Regions from separate parts of the Homo sapiens genome. Here regions 2, 3 and 4 are each linked to region 1. Evidence: read pairs that join two places in POLR2A ChIA-PET (ENCODE). Cell type or tissue: MCF 10A. All regions are shown on one strand. Region 1 holds the start of LOC124901100 (a long non-coding RNA gene). Region 2 overlaps NR3C1 (nuclear receptor subfamily 3 group C member 1). Region 3 overlaps ARHGAP26 (Rho GTPase activating protein 26). Region 4 overlaps ARHGAP26 (Rho GTPase activating protein 26).

Region 1 (4,000 bases):
GAAGGTGTTTTCAGTTTGGCCTTCTTGCCAGGCACACTTGAGCCTGCACAAATTCTGTTCCCCACGCAGAGACAGGGAAAGAAAGCTGCCTTGCTGTTAGGACTGTAAGACTACACCCAGGATCTCAGAACAGCACTTCCCCCACCAATCTGTCCACGGTGGCCTTAGCCAAACCCGAGGAATGAAGGCTTAACGGGAATGTGTCATAAGAAAAATATTCCATTAGAGTTTTCTCTCCCAGATTCCACGCCCACATTTCTGCCTGCCTGTTGGACATCTCCAGTTAGATGACCCACAGGCACGTCCTTACCAAAACAACATGCCCAAAACGACACTTCACTCTCTCTTCCTGTCTTGGGTAGTGTCACAAGCCAACTGAAAAGCCTGGAAATCCTCCTCCCACATCTCACCCCTCCTGTTAGGAGGTCCTTTCCATTGCAAATACCAAATGGCTCAGATTCGATTCTTCCTCTTCGTGCCGCACATATTGACGTTCAGGGCTTCAAGATCTCTCGCCTGGACTATTTCAGCAGCCTCCTAACAGTCTCTCTTCTCCCAGCTCCCGCCTCTGGCTCCTCTGCATGTTAAGAGCAAAGTCGCCCCAAAGCAGGAAATGGGATTACTCTCCTATCGTGATGAAGCCTGTGTTGCCTCTCCCAGTGACTCAGGGATGGAGTGTGGACTCTTGAGTTGCCATGTAAGGGCCCAGCCCATTTCCCCAGCTTCATCTCGCCATGAACACCCCTCCCTCCAGAATCCCAAGCTGCTCACGGGTTCCCTAACTCCTCCTTAGGCATTTGCTGGTGAGCCTTTGAACAAAATCTTCCCTCGGTCTGGACCTTCTCTTCTCCCCCTTTTTTAACCTGGAAGATTCCTACTTACCCTTCAAATTCAGCTGAAAAGTCACCTTCTCAGGAAAGGAAGTCTCCCTATGCCCTCTTCTTTCCTCCCAGAGCAAGTTTTCAGTGCCTTTTGCATCATAATCTATTAGTTCATCTTGTGGTTGTTGGTTTATATATTTACACTAAATGCTTTTCAAGATCAGGGATTCTGCCCTGTTCACTTCTGTACTCCCAGGTGGACATGGTGTTTCTTCAGGAAAGAGTGCTTGGGTGGGTGTGTATATAATGCACCAACAATGCCACAGAGCAGCCCTGATATGGTTTGGCCATGTCCCAACCCAAATCTCATCTTGAATTGTAGCTCCCATAATCCATCCCCACATGTTGTGGGAAGGACCTGGTGGGAAGTAAGTGAATCATGGCGGCAGGTTTTTCCCATGTTGTTCTTGTGATCGTGAATACATTTCACAAGATCTGATGGTTTTATAAATGGGAGTTCCCCCACACATGCTCTCTTGCCTGAAGCCATGTAAGATGTGCCTTTGCTCCTTCTTCACCTTCTGCCATCATTGTGAGGCCTCCCCAGCCATGTGAAACTATAAGTGCATTAAACCTCTTTTTCCTTATAAATTACCCAGTCTCTGGTATGTCTGTATTAGCAGTGTGAGAACGGACTAATACAAGCCCTGTACACTAGAAGCACTGCCCTTTGCTGTAGCTTCATAATTCTGCCTAAGTACTAGAAGGTTGATGCTATGAAAGGTGGCATTCAAGGCTCCAAATTCACCTTTATCTCAAACTTCTTTCAATAGAACTTGTCTCCTTTCTTTACCTGCCTTCTTATCCCCTTTCTCAGCAAATCTCTGAAAGGATGTCTCTCAGCCATAAAAAAAAACATTGTATTGTGTATTTGCTGGCTACAGAAATTTACTTTCCTGTGGAATCAGAGAGAGAACTGATCTTGTTAAAAGGCTCTAGCTATAATCCCTTAGAGAGAGGATCCACTGAGTAGAAAACTGTCAACAGTATAAAACGCTGACACTTTAGGTGTCTATTTCCACACCCAGCCATGTTTACGTATGATATTTAGAACCAGGATTCAACTGACCCTGGCACTCAACAACCTTCGTTCTAATTTCTTCCACGTTGAGTTTTGTTCCAAGTTTCTGACCGTTTCTACTCTGGAAGGTGGCCAGGGTCCTGGGGTGGCCACGGTCATGCCAAGTCTCAGTGCCCCCTCCGCTTCAGGGGCTTAGACCGCCACTTGGAATGCGTGCATTCTGGCAGGTGCGGTGCATGCAGGGGTCAGACCCCTATGGTTTGATGAGATAAGAGCCTCCTGCACAGAATCTCATTTTTTCTCCATCTGCACCGCCATTTGGGCCTCGGGCCTCATGACTCACACAGTGGCTATCCATCTGCCCATTTACTCCAGAAAGAGAAAAGGACTTCTTTGCACACAGTGAGTCATCGTATCACATTTCAGAGCCACCTGCCTGACTCATAGACTATAGCAGAGCTCTGTAATAACGGGGCTCCCTATTGCATGAAGATGAATATTACTTGCATATGACCCTTTACACCCCCAAACCAACTTGATATTCCCACCCTGAGCCAATAATGGGATAGGTCAGGGTTGGCAGATTTTTGTCCTCCTGTTCTTGAGTCCCCTCCCTGCACCTTGAAGACATGCTAATTGATGGATGAGCTTTCCTGTGCTGAGGCCAGCAGAGGCCTCAGCATCAGAGTTAAGACAACACTCCCAGCGGCAGCCCTTCACAATTGGTCAGACTTGGTTCCAGAGGTTAAACCATATTGATATGCTAAGGTTAGATTGGGAAGACAGGACTGTTTTCAGGGTGGGCACTGTGGTCTCCAGAAGGCTACCCTTCTTTTCTTATATAGTTAATTATTTGAATCAGGAATACAGAGGGAGGTAACATACACACAGGGTACGAAACTCAAAAGGTATGCAAGAGTATGTAGTGAAAATTCTCTTTCCCATCTCAGTTCCTCAGTTCTCCTCCTAAAAGTAACCAATATCATCAGGCTTTTTAAAATTTTTTTTATTTTTATTTTTTTTAATTGAGACAGAGTCTCACTCTGTTGCTGAGGCTGGAGTGCAGTGGTGCCATCTTGGCTCACTGCAACCTCTGCCTCCTGGATTCAAGTGATTCTTCTGCCTCAGCCTCTCGAGTAGCTGGGACTACAGGCGCATGCCACCATACCTGGCTAATTTTTGTATTTTTAGTAGAGACAGGGTTTCACCATGTTCGCCTTGCTGGTCTCGAACTCCTGGCCTCAAGTGATCTGCCTGCCTCAGCCTCCCAAAGTGCTGGGATTACAGACATGAGCCACCATGCCTGACCAGGCTTTTTAAAATGTGTATTTTTTTCCATATCTTATATTGACAGATACACACAAATATACACAAAAATATTTTGTGTGTGTGTATACATAAGTGTATGGATGTATCTATAGATAGATAGATAGATAGATAGATAGATAGATAGATAGATGATGACTGATTGATAGATAGATAGTAGGTGGGTAGGTGGATGGATGGATGGATGGTTAGATGGTTGGATGGATGGATATATAGATAGTAGGTGGGTGGGTGGATGGATGGATGGTTAGATGGCTGGATGGATGGATGGTTAGATGGCTGGATGGATGGATGGATAGATAGTAGGTGGGTGGATGGATGGATGGTTAGATGGTTGCATGGATGGATGGTTGGATGGATGGATGGATGGACAGATTGATAGTAGGTGGGTGGTGGCTAGATGGATGGATGGTTAGATGGTTGGCTAGATAGACAGTAGGTGGGTGGATGGATGGATGGATGGATAGTAGGTGGGTAGGTAGATGGATAGCTAGATAGTAGGTGGATGGGTGGATGGATGGATGGATGGTTAGATGGTTGGATGGATGGATGGATGGATGGATGGATGGATAGACAGTAGGTGGTCGGGTGGGCAGATGGATGGATGGTTAGATGGTTGGATAGATGGATAGATAGGTAGCAGGTAGGTGGGTGGATGGATGAATGGATGGTTAGATGGTTGGTTGGGTGGACACATAGATAGATAGATAGATATGCTATATTAGTTTCTAGGGTTGCTGTAACAGTGTGCCACAAACTGGAAATTTATTAT
Region 2 (4,000 bases), 150 kb after region 1:
GGCAAATACCTGTAAATATTGCATTACACAATTACTCTTGATGAAAATATTACCAGGATGTCCTCAGAAGGGTAAATGCTATTCAGCACAAACCTATTTTGCTTATTTAATTTGCCCACCTAAGTACTAGTACACAATGAGAACCCACTGCTCATTAAAATTAGGAATAATCATTAAAGTAAAAAAGAATGTGCTTTAAGAACTAAGCCTAAGCCTCAGACCTTGTCTAAGCTTAATGTAAATTAAGATTTCCTGGGCTGTTTCAGTCACCTGCAGGCCAGAGTAGACTAAGATTTATGTAACTAACCAATTAATGCAGATGTTCCGACTTTCACATTAGGCAGTCACATTAAAGTAAACCCTTTTGATCCAATCTTTCCTTCACTAAATCTCAAAAGGCCCCTAAAGTGATCTCTACCCACATATCCATTTCACTATTAATACAATTTGCATTTAACCTACATTTATGCAAGGTATATTTCAGAATAAGTCTTTCATAAAATGTATAAACATTAAATAAGTAGCAAAAGTGGTCAGACTAAAATACATGTAACACAAATAGACAAGACCAAAATAACATATGAATTATGTTACCAATTATAAAAATACAAGGGGACTAGCCATAGAAACATCGTAAGTAATTTCAATAAAATCTGACCACATGCTAGTCACATATTTCTGCATTAGTCATTTCACACTAAAATGACACACCTGAATACACAGTGTGTTTTAAAAACTTTTTTTACTAATCATGTAGCCATAACAAGTTACAGATTTAAAAAATAAGATTCTCATCATAAAGCTAAAAATAAGTGAAAATATATTTAAAAAGAAATCTCCTTTAACATTCAGAAATCACTTTACATAAATGAGTACCAGAAATATTAAGCTTAAAAAACACTGAAACACCCATTGCCAGAATCTTTAGAAGGAAAAGAAAAAGAAAAAAGGTAGGAAGTAAAGAAAGTATCCATGGGGGTGAGGGTAAATCACAGTCAAAACAAATCTCTTCTCTTCGTATTTCCTCTTTTTCTGAGAAAACATTCAACATGATGTTAGCAGAATTTGCTTCATTCATTCTGTATTTGTACAGGTCTTCAATTTCATTACTTTTATAAAACCAGATACAGATGCGATTACTAATGAGACATTAAAATCTACATAAATTTTAGTAGCTTCATTAAGTGCCAATCATCACTTAATTTTAGACTCTGCCGAAAACTGAATTTACAAGTTCATCCTACATCATTCATTCTCTCCAATAATCCCTCCCTTCAGGATACGAACAATTTTTTAACACTAAAATTTCAACATAATCCCAATAAAAGCTCTAATACCACCTAAAACCATTTCTGTTCTCTACCTCTGTCATTAATGCTTAAATGAAACAAGGCTGAAAATCAAATAATGCAGAAATGTGCCTTCGTCAATAAGTTTATGCTAAATGTACTGAACTTCAGTATTTTTAAAAGCATATTAAGTTAGAATGACTAGTTTGTTTTACTTAAAGAATAGATTTTGAGAATAAGGTTTCTCTTGTTTTACTATAAATGAACTTAGAAAATGCTTTACTAAGCTCAATCATAATATTCATAATTTTACAATTTTATGTGATAATTCAATGTTGTGGTGGAAGGAAGGAATTGCCTCTTCCCACCCCCAGAGAATAAAGTGAGGATTTTTTTTTAAGTATTCTGATAAAAACAATTTTAGGTGGCATTTTAAAAAGTCAAATTGCAATTTATAACTTTTTTTAATTTAAAAGGAATTCAAGTTATTAGTGGCATTTAATATTTTTCTTCGTAAAGTCAGAAGGTCAGTATTCAAGTTGTGGTCTCAATGTGTTGATTATTTGCTGATCACTCAGGGTCACTGGTCATAGCAAATGTTTGGCTACAGTCATGTAACATATAGAGAAGAGAAAGCAACTAATTTTAGCTATATCAGGGCTGTTGTTTGGAAACAATAGACTAATTCAATGATGGTTTAAAAGAAACACTGTTTCAATTTATTTGGATGAAGCTTTGTTTTGGGTAATCATAGTTCCCAGTGCTAAGTTAATGCCATAAGGTATAAAATCTTCAAATATTAACAAAATACCCTGTATAAAGTATTATACCTTCTTGTTAGGACACAGACTACTGATTATATTTCCCAATCACAGATTGGCATAAAAATAATAATTTCATTTGATATTAAAGAACTTCTAAAGAGCCGCATCATCATTGCCTTGCCTACTACCTCCATAAGGTTATGGGACCCAAATTAAAAATACGTAAAGATACTTTATGTCATGAAGTACTATAAAAGTTAAAGCATTAAAATCACCTTTAGTGATTTAAGAGTAACTATGTTCATCTACTTATACTCTATATCCCAGATTTTATAGGGTTTAAAAGTTCATAGCAAATGGAAAATAAGTTTTGTCCCTTGCCTTTTCTTTATAGTAAGGAAAATGAAAACCATGCCATGATGATTATCAGGGCAAAATCCATTAATAATCCCCAAGAGTTTCCTAAGATGTTTTATTTTTCTTTGTATAATTACATGTTTTATAAATCAATTTAAGAGTTTCCTACAGATAGCTTAGTCAAATCAACCGTACTTAACTCTTTTAAGAAAACCAAGTATGCGAATTCTATTGCCAAAAATTTGCAATTGAAAATTTTAAAACACAGCATGTCTTTTAGCATTTAAAACACAACAGCTTATGCAATAATAAAGATCTCAAATCTCCTTACTGAAAAGATTTTAAACCTTCAACTCAGGTTGAAGTAGTGTTCTTCTAAATAAAGGATAATTATTTAAACAATAGATTAGGAGGTAGTTCACATTAAGACATGTAAGAACCAAGGTTTTTTGGTTTTTTTTTTTTTTTTTTTGACAACTAAGCCTTTTAGAAGAACAGAACATAGCCTAAATCTAATTCTAAATTATTTCCCTAACAAGAAAAGCTTCTTAAGTACAGAGGAAAGAAAAGAGACATCCTCCAGGTTAGGATAGCTTTCACAGAAAAAGGATTTTCAAAAATCTGAATAACTAGTTAATGGGAACGATGAATATCACTAACATTTAAGAAAAAACTTCAATAGTTACATACAAATAAATCACTGTCTACCATGTCTTCTTTTAAAAAAACCCGCTGATTAATCAATCTTGTGTCACTACAATCCACATTTTTATATTTTCCTTCACAACTAAAATGGATATAAAACCTAGCATTTATCTGAATTGGGGATGAGGTTACGGGGTAGAGAAATTCACCCCTACCAACACGTATATCTACATTTAGAACTTTTTTCTGATAATTCCATTTTCTGACCTTTTTGGGTCAGACAAAAATATCAGTATGCTTATAAACGACTGAGTAAAAAAAAGAGAAAAATCAAACGAAAGCTGAAAATTGAAGCTTAACAATTTTGGCCATCAGTTATCTACTTGAGAACTTGCAGGAACATTTGAACGTAAAATTTTGTTTTGCACCATGTTGACACCAATTCCTCTCTTAAAGAGATTGATCAGCAGACATAACTTGTCTACTTTATGGCAAGAACCCTGTGAGCAAGACCTGTGTCTAATACTATGGTCTGGTACACTGTTCACTGCATTGCTTTAGCAACTTCAAAACTCAAATTCTTTAACAGAAGATTCAGTTTGAAGAATAGGGCTCTTTGTTAGTACTTCTGCTTTTAACTCTTTAATCTCAAGCTAACACTTAACGAATTTACAAATAAGGCAGCACAACTTTTGACTATGTAAGTAAGGGTATCATTTATTGTAATATAAGAACATATTCTAAAACAGCTGAATGACCATGCACAACACAATATGATATTATGAGACATTATACTCTCCTGAATTTATATAATTTTTCGTTAAGATATCTGTTAATGAGCAACATTATTTTAAAAATGTTAAATAAAATCCTCACCGTTGGCCAATGGGATACTGAAAACCACTATTTAAGGAAAAAACCTGAAATGGTTACGTACAGATGTCA
Region 3 (4,000 bases), 69 kb before region 1:
ATAAGCAAAATGCTTAGGGGTGCCTGCAGATAGAGGACTGTGGCACTCTGTGGTGACAGTGAAGGAAAATGTGTTTGATGTCATCTTGTCACAGAGAAAGGCTATCTGTCAGACCTCAACTTAGCATGAGTTTTTCTTTTGTAAGTATGTAAGATATTTTCAGAAATGTTTTAGAAAAAAGATTGTTTTTTAAACCAAATTTTCAGTGTCTACTCGAAAAAAATGGTACACTTTTTTTTTTAATGAAGAATGTTGGATACCAAAATGTAAGAGATTTCTAATAAACAGCCCTTCTCAGTTGGTACAGACTTCAACACCTGGTCTAGAAGTTTTATACTATTGGGCATATGTGGGGTGTGGGAATTATTGTTTGTTTAGTATTTTTGCAAAAGCAGGCTTGGGTTTCTTTCTGATTCTTATTTAGGTTTGAGAGAGAACTGCCATAAGAAGGTTTTTGTTTTTAGCCAATTTTGACTTTTTCCCTTAATTTTTAAATTTCCTCATCTGAAATATGGCACAATAGGCCAGGCACAGTGGCTCACGCCTGTAATCCCAGCACTTTGGGAGGGTGAGGCAGGTGGATCAACTGAGGTCAGGAGTTCGAGACCAGCCTGGCAAACATGGTGAAACCCCTTCTCTACTAAAAATACAAAAATTAGCCGGGCGTGGTGGTGTGCCCCTGTAATCCCAGCTACTCAGGAGGCCGAGGCATGGGAATCACTTGAACCCAGGAGGTGGAGGTTTCAGTGAGCTGAGATGGCACCACTGCACTCCAGCCTGGGTGACAGAGTGAGACTGTGTCTCAAATAAGTAAATAAATAAATAAATAAATGAAATATGACACGTGACAATGAAACAGAATTGTCTTTATGAGATTTATGTCTTCTCTTAGCCAGAGATTAGCCAAGCATTTGTTCCTTAAAAATGAAAAGTCATGATGCCTGTGTAGTGAGCCATCTGCTGCTCAGCAGACTGCATAAGAGACTTGCCAGCCACTTCTGCTTTTATATTTATGAACTGACGTTCACTTCTTAGATGGTAGGAATTAATCCAGTGGGACTCTACTTTGAAAGTAAGTTTCTTATGGGAATTTACCTGCAGGCTTGGCAGGCGAACCCTTTGGGCAGAATAGTGACTCCCAAGCACCATGGCATGTTTGTTTTCGAGAGTTTTTGTGTCCCTCCTCTGGTTCTTCTTCCTGGGAGCACCACCTCCATGCTCATATGCATTGACATAGAAGTCCTTTCACCACTGAATGTAAAGAGCCAGCCTAAAAATGAGAAATTAATTTACCTTCGCCCCAGGGTAGCTTAGAGACAGCTTTTAAATTTTGATGTTAAAAAGCACTTGGAAAGACAGTTCATTTTGGAGCCTGCGGAAGGAATTACTTTAGTTAAGGGCTTAACGTAAACCTAAGTAGCAGACCATTAGGCAGAGGTCTACATTTGGCATTGAAACTTAAATTTCAATACTATAATGAAAATTTCCACCATAAAAGAGACTCGGGTGTCTGATTTTCATCGTTATGCAATTTTCAGCTCATAATCTCAGAATCCGTAAATGCCTTTAGGATCTAATTTGCAAAGAGAATTACGTATTGCAAGGAGCCATGTAAAGTATATAACTAGTTCTGTGGAAAGCAAAGCTGTGAGTGACATCTAATTAGGCTACAATATCAATGTGCTTTGGCTCTGGCACTCATCTGTCATTACTTTGAACAAGCCATTTGACCTTTATATTATATGTAGGGACCATACCTCTTCATTTGCCTGTTAGTTCTGTTGCCCTGGTATAAATTTAATTGCGCCTTTCTGCTTCAATGTGCTGGTTTGGGTGATAAGTTATATGATCACTCACTATATACAATCTAGAATAAATGATAACACTTCATCATATTAGTTTCCCAAGTGTCTTTTTCACTAAGTTGATCATCTGTGGACCAAGGACCATCTAGTTGGCCTCTCAGAATAGTGTTTGGCTTTTGTTTGCTACATAGTGCTTGTCAAATGAAGGAATCAGCTTCTCAGGCTGCATCACGAGCCTGTAGGATTTGGATCCGTGAAATGTATGTGAGATCACCAAGCATAATGCTCCCCAGTGAAAACAGGACTCATCGAATGCCAAGACGCTCAGTCATGGTTGATTACCAGACCACAGAAAACCTGGCAGAGCTGGCACGTCAGTAGCAGACACGTACATGTATTTGATATGCATGCTCACCCATAGCTGCCTTGGAGACAAGGTGCTGTCGGCAGACCAGAAGTTGGGAAAAATTTCTGATAGGCTTAGGATCTGGCTGGCACTGCTGTCAGGAATAACAATAATACTACAAAATATATTTATAGTGCTTTTCAGTTTTCAGAGCCACTTGAAACAGTTTGCAGAGTGTTTCATTTGATTTTGGCACTAACCCAAATCATAGCACTTGGCATACTGTACTATAGTTGCCCATTTTCTTCTCTGATTCCTGCTCTAAGCTGTAACGTAGGTCAGGCCCACACCTGTTTCTTGTTCACTATTGTTTCCCCAGCACTTGAGGGTGCTCTTTCCAGGTGTGTGATAAATACGGATGGAAAGCATGATGAGTGCAGGGCAACTACTATCTCCTACATTTTCTAAATGAGGGACACTGAGGCTCAGAGGGCATAAGTGGCCTGTTCAAGTCTGTGTGGCAGTCCTTTTTTTTTTTTTTTTTTTTTTTTTTTTTTGAGACAGCATCTCACTCTGTCACCTGGGCTGGAGTGCAGTGGTGTAATCTCTGTTCACTACAACCTCCGCTTCCCAGGCTCAAATGATTCTCCTGCCTCAGCCTCCCAAGTAGCTGGGATTATAGGTGCATGCCACCATGCCCGGCTAATTTTTGTATTTTCAGTAGAGATGGGATTTCACTATGTTGGCCAGGCTGGTCTCAAACTCCTGACCTCAAGTGATCTGCCCACCTCAGCCTCCCAAAGTGCTGAGATTACAGGCGTGAGCCACCGTGCCCAGCCTGTGTGGCAGTCTTAACCTGTAAGCTCCTGTTCAAGCCTGGACCTTTGGATTCAAAGTTCAGTGCTCTTTCTGTTGAATCAGTACCCAGAAGAAGGAGCATTGTGTTCATTGTATGAGGGTGACAACTTTGCAAGAAACATAGAAAGATGGGAGACTGCAGTTCCTTCCACATGGGATTTGCTTCCCCTACCTACACTTGCTAACATCTGCTGTTTCTTTTAGGATCCACTGAGTCCTCCTCCAGGGAGCCTTCCCTGCTGCCCTGCCCCTTGACTGGCTTAGGTGCCACTATTCAGCGCTACTACAATAGCTGGTGCTCATTTCTGTCGTTGTACTTAACAACAGCTGCTGCTGCCCATGGGGGCTCCCTTGGTGCCAGACACTGAGCTGAGAGCTTCACATTTCCTCACGATTGCCCCAGGAGGGAGGCTGTTCATACTTCGTTTTTCAAGTGGGAAACTGAGGTTCAGGAAAGTCATCTAACTTGTACAAGGTCACCCAGCTTGTAAGTGGTTGACCTAGAAATCATCTGACTCTAGGCTGCTGAGCCCACCACACCCCACTTAACTATATGATTTTTTTTTTTTTCCAAGGAGTCTCACTCTATCACCCAGGGTGGAGTGCAGTGATGCAATCTGGGCTCACTGCAACTTCCGCCTCCCGGGTTCAAGCGATTCTCCTGCTTCAGCCTCCCAAGTAGCTGGGATTACAGGCACCTGCCACCACACCTGGCTAATTTTTATATTTTTAGTAGAGACCCGGTTTCACCATGTTGGCCAGGCTGCTCTTGAACTCCTGACCTTAGCGATCCACCTGCCTCAGCCTCCCAAAGTGTTGGGATTACAGGCGTGAGCCACCGCGCCCAGCCATTTATCATGTATCATGATAAATACATGATTATCAGACATTAATATACCAGCTTTCCCCCACTGGACTGCACACTCCTCAAGGGCTGGCATGAGGGCTTATTCCTCTTCAGCATCTAGTACCTTTCCTGGCACCAAGGCAG
Region 4 (4,000 bases), 100 kb before region 1:
CTGGTGGCAGGAAAAAAGTTCCAGCTAGACCCATTAAATGAAAACAAGCCATTCTAGGCGCATACTTTTGGCACTATCACCAAGTGAACAAAGCAGATACCATTAAGTATGATGTGAGTCTGCTTCGTTAAAAAAGTACATGTCTGTGTGTGTGTATATGTATATATTCCTCTGTGTAGCAGATCGATTGGACATTTACACACCAAAATGAATACAACTGGAGCGTGGCCCATACGGGATATCTGTGTGCAGATGCAAATGCTTTTCTAGACTTTCTAAATTGGAGAGAAATGCATATTTCTTATATATTCACTTGGTTTTAAGTTATTAAAAACAAAACTCCCTAATTGCACCTTTCATGTACTATCTCAAACCCATTTTGCTGTGAGTCATGGTATAAAAGTAGGTGTGTAGTTTCCTTCTAATGAGCAAGAATATAAGCCGTCTGTACGTGGACTCCCTCAGATCCCAGTCAACTGTAAGTTAACGGGAAACCAACTTTTCCTAAAAGCAAGTCTCACATAGAAAAGAGGGCTGTCTTGTGAGTAATACAGTGTCCATTTAACTCTGATCATTCAACCCCCTAGTCAACATTCATCAGAGGCCCATTCCTCCTTTGCGGTTTCTGAAATGGTGTTTTAGGGCCAGTCTTCCTCATTGTGCCTCCACGTCTCTTTCCTGTGGATCAGTGCAATCCCAGGCCACCCACAGTGACTTCCCCATTCTCTCATGAAATTCAGTTTTATTGGCATTTTTTCCCTTTGCAAAGAAAAGGGTTATTACAGGTGCTGCAGGGAGTCAGTCTGTCCACACAGAACCAAAATCAGAAGTCGTTTTGCTGAAGATAATCTGTCAAAGGTTTTAATATCATCTTTCATGTACTATGATCAAAACAACAGATTGACTCTACTTTTCACTTTTTTTTTTTTTTTTTTTTTTGAGACAGTCTTGCTCTGTCGCCTAGGCTGTGGAGTGCAGTGGCACGATCTTGGCTCACTGCAACCTTCGCCTCCCGGGTTCAAGTGATTCTCCCGCCTTAGCCTCCTGAGTAGCTGGGACTGCATGCGCCCGCCACCACGCCCAGCTAAATTTTGTACTTTTAGTAGAGATGGGGTTTCACCATACTGGCCAGGCTGCTAGTCTCGAACTCCTGACCTTGTGATCCACCTGCCTCGGCCTCCCAAAGTGCTGGGATTACAAGCATGAGCCACTGCGCCCGGCCTACTTTTCAACTCAATGTATAGAGTCTATCATCACCCAAACTCCTTTTTAAGATTTTTTTAAAAAAAAAACATTGTCCAAACTGTTTTTATATACCCAAACATATTACGCAGACTGCTTTTTAAGTTTGTTTTTATCATAGGGACTGAGGCTGCTGGGTCAGCCTGAAATGAGACCACCTCAGATTTTAGTGTGGCTTGGCATGTCACTATTATCAGGAACAAGAGCTACAGGGGGTAAAAATTGCTTCAGAAAGTCTGATTCCAAGCTTCCCATGTACTTGGGTATTTCCCAGAGATGGTAAACTCAGAAATTGCTGTGCACTCATCACTTTTTATTGCAAAATTCATTAAGCTGCTGTGCTATTATCATCCCATCTTGTCAAGATGATACATTACAGACTTCATTGCAAAACTTTAACAAGTAGGAGAAAGTACACCTCTCTCCTGACCACAGCACAGGAAAGCCTCTGGGTATTTTGTGTTTGCCTTCCTATTTTTTTTAATATAAATCTCCTTGTCTTTGTAAAACTTCGCTCTGTCTGGTAACTCCCTTTTCTCCTTGTTTGATCATGTGGAGAGTCTGTTCCCTCCTTTTGGCTCTATGAGGCATCCTGAGATGCTGTTAAAGAACAGTCCTCTTGCCTCTTCTTTTTGCCCTCTACTCTTAGGCACCATGGAAAGTTGGGATATTAGCCTGTATTCTGACAGAGTCCCATGCATGGGGGGAAACCTCCCGCAAATGTTTCGTATTTACCCTCCAGCTCTGTGTATTCAGTGAGCCAGACCTGTTCGGGCCTGCCAAGACGTGTGAATTTGGCTTGGCTCTGTGAGTGCTTTCCTGGCCTCGCCTCTGGGTTCTGTGATAAACAGAGCTCCTGCCTCCCCTGTGTGATGGGGTTGCCATTAGAGTGGGTCGGAGTCACTTGGTAAATATGGAAAGTGAAGTCGCTTAGCTCCCAGATTTCCATGGCAACCCCCAGAACAAGTACAATATCACCAAAATTATTCTGCGGCTTTCCTTTTTTAGTTGCAGTGATTTGGTTGCATACTCATGTTTTTCCGTTCCTGATTTGTACAAAAAACAAAAACTCTGCCCACTGTCATCAGTACTTTGGTTTCAAGGACATTTATGGTCCCTGTCTAAAGCACCTGAAAAATTCAGTCACGCAAAACTACCCCTTTCTGTTCCAGCAGCATAAATTTTTGACTGTGTATTATTCCCTTATATTTAATATTTATCTTATAACCATTCACGGAGCCTTAGTGTCAGTGACCCATGGGCTAGGCACCAGGAATGGATGGCTAATGGTGACCTCACCTGCCACGTTAATGGATGCTGTATGGCCAGACAGCATGTCCCTGCCCTCGGGTAGTTTGCATCCTTAAGGACCAAGTTCACATGCAGTTTGTCACTCCTTATAGAACATATGTTTGTGAAAGCACTGCCAATGCATGCTTACCATTATTTGGGGATTTATTTTATCATGTTCTTGTTGCTGAGGTCTTGTTTTCTGTGATTGATACAAAGACAGATTCCTGTTGACAAACATGTTTGAGGCGGGCAAGCATTCTCACTGACTTCAACCAGTTTAGGCATACTCCTGAGTTGTGGGCATTCTTTCCTTTTTGACATGGTCCTCTGTGATCTTGTTGACTTGACTCATAACTAGCTGTTTTTCTTTTGAAGCCCACTAGCCTATAATTTTTTTCCTTCAGCAACATAATTGCCATCAGTCCTTCTTATACCTTCTATGAGGATACCAGAGCTGGATTGAATCATCAGTGACTCAGGGAAGTCTAGCTATGTTATTTGAAGGATTTGCTTAATTTTAATTTTTATTTTTTAAAGTGTCTTCTAGGCTGCCTGTTCTTGTGCGCTTCTGTCAGGAGCAGTACTCATTTGCCTAGCTGATGAAAAACTTTCCTGTTTCGAGTGACATTACGGGATCATTTTTTCTTTATTATTATTATTATTTTTTAAAGGAGGCAGAGTCTTGCTCTGTCACCTAGGCTGGAGTGCTTTGGCACCATCATACCTCACCACAGCCTTGAACTCCCAGGCTGAAGCAGTTCTCCTGCCTCAGCCTCCCAAGTACATGGGACCACAGGTGTGTACCACCAGGCCTGGCTAATTTTTAACTTTTTTTGTAGAGATGGGGGTCTCACTGTGTTTACCAGGTTGATCTCAAACTCTTGGCCTCAAGTGATCCTCCCACCTTGGCCTCTGAAGGCGATGGGATTACAGGCATGAACCACTATGCTTGGCTCATTTTCTCCTTATTTCCTAATTGACTCCAAATGCTGTAAAATTTGTCTTGGTATAGTTTGCTATAACCACTAAAACATTTGATTGGCTGTTGGTCTTATTCTCTACTCTTTCCCTGGAATAATCCTCACCTGCCTACTTACCGTCAGTAAAGATTGTCAGCCTTTTGGCTTTGATCTTCTACCTAGATGTTCTCAGTCTCATTATGTGTTGTCTACAGATGATGAGACCTTTCTTCTACAAAACTGTAGTCGTTTTATAGTCAGGGAATGCCAGGTTTCTGGGTTTTCTTGTCATATGGCCCAGCAAGGGATACCAATAAAGAGTCAGCCTTTCAAGATGCATATTTGGCCCTCTTGGCTGTAAAACTATGAAGCCTTATGATACATTTTTATACCCTCCTTTACTAATGGATAGTAAGGGAGAAAAATAATCTCCTGGTAACATTTTAGAAAGACGAATATACTTTTAGCAAGATATTGTTTTTAGTTTGTAGAATGATAATCCTCTC

What was found. ChIA-PET counts read pairs that join two places held together with the same protein. Peaks named below come from ENCODE experiments on the same cell type or tissue, not always from the same donor. Only the 100,000 strongest peaks of a DNase experiment are listed, where the experiment ranks them.
Region 2: POLR2A ChIA-PET joins it to region 1 with 16 read pairs; 10 of 35 experiments call an interaction of 5 or more read pairs at or near these places.
Region 3: POLR2A ChIA-PET joins it to region 1 with 10 read pairs; 6 of 35 experiments call an interaction of 5 or more read pairs at or near these places.
Region 4: POLR2A ChIA-PET joins it to region 1 with 37 read pairs; 4 of 35 experiments call an interaction of 5 or more read pairs at or near these places.

Annotation. Positions count from the first base shown.
Region 1 is chr5:143,243,926-143,247,925 of GRCh38, forward strand. It overlaps LOC124901100 (a long non-coding RNA gene), which reads right to left and starts at 1,157. Exons shown (of 2, transcript XR_007058982.1): 1 at 1-1,157. In MCF 10A, no CTCF peak of the experiment used is centred here; DNase peaks (open chromatin) are centred at 226, 616, 1,276 and 2,276.
Region 2 is chr5:143,395,494-143,399,493 of GRCh38, forward strand. The region is part of intron 2 of NR3C1 (nuclear receptor subfamily 3 group C member 1); the gene reads right to left. Among named protein-coding and RNA genes, the nearest start is that of NR3C1, 6.2 kb to the right of the region's middle. RefSeq lists a silencer at 3,542-3,611. In MCF 10A, no CTCF peak of the experiment used is centred here; DNase peaks (open chromatin) are centred at 2,008 and 3,598.
Region 3 is chr5:143,175,310-143,179,309 of GRCh38, forward strand. All of the region lies in intron 20 of ARHGAP26 (Rho GTPase activating protein 26), which reads left to right. Among named protein-coding and RNA genes, the nearest start is that of ARHGAP26-IT1, 15 kb to the right of the region's middle. In MCF 10A, no CTCF peak of the experiment used is centred here; a DNase peak (open chromatin) is centred at 2,132.
Region 4 is chr5:143,141,218-143,145,217 of GRCh38, forward strand. All of the region lies in intron 19 of ARHGAP26 (Rho GTPase activating protein 26), which reads left to right. Among named protein-coding and RNA genes, the nearest start is that of ARHGAP26-IT1, 49 kb to the right of the region's middle. In MCF 10A, no CTCF peak of the experiment used is centred here; DNase peaks (open chromatin) are centred at 1,604 and 2,014.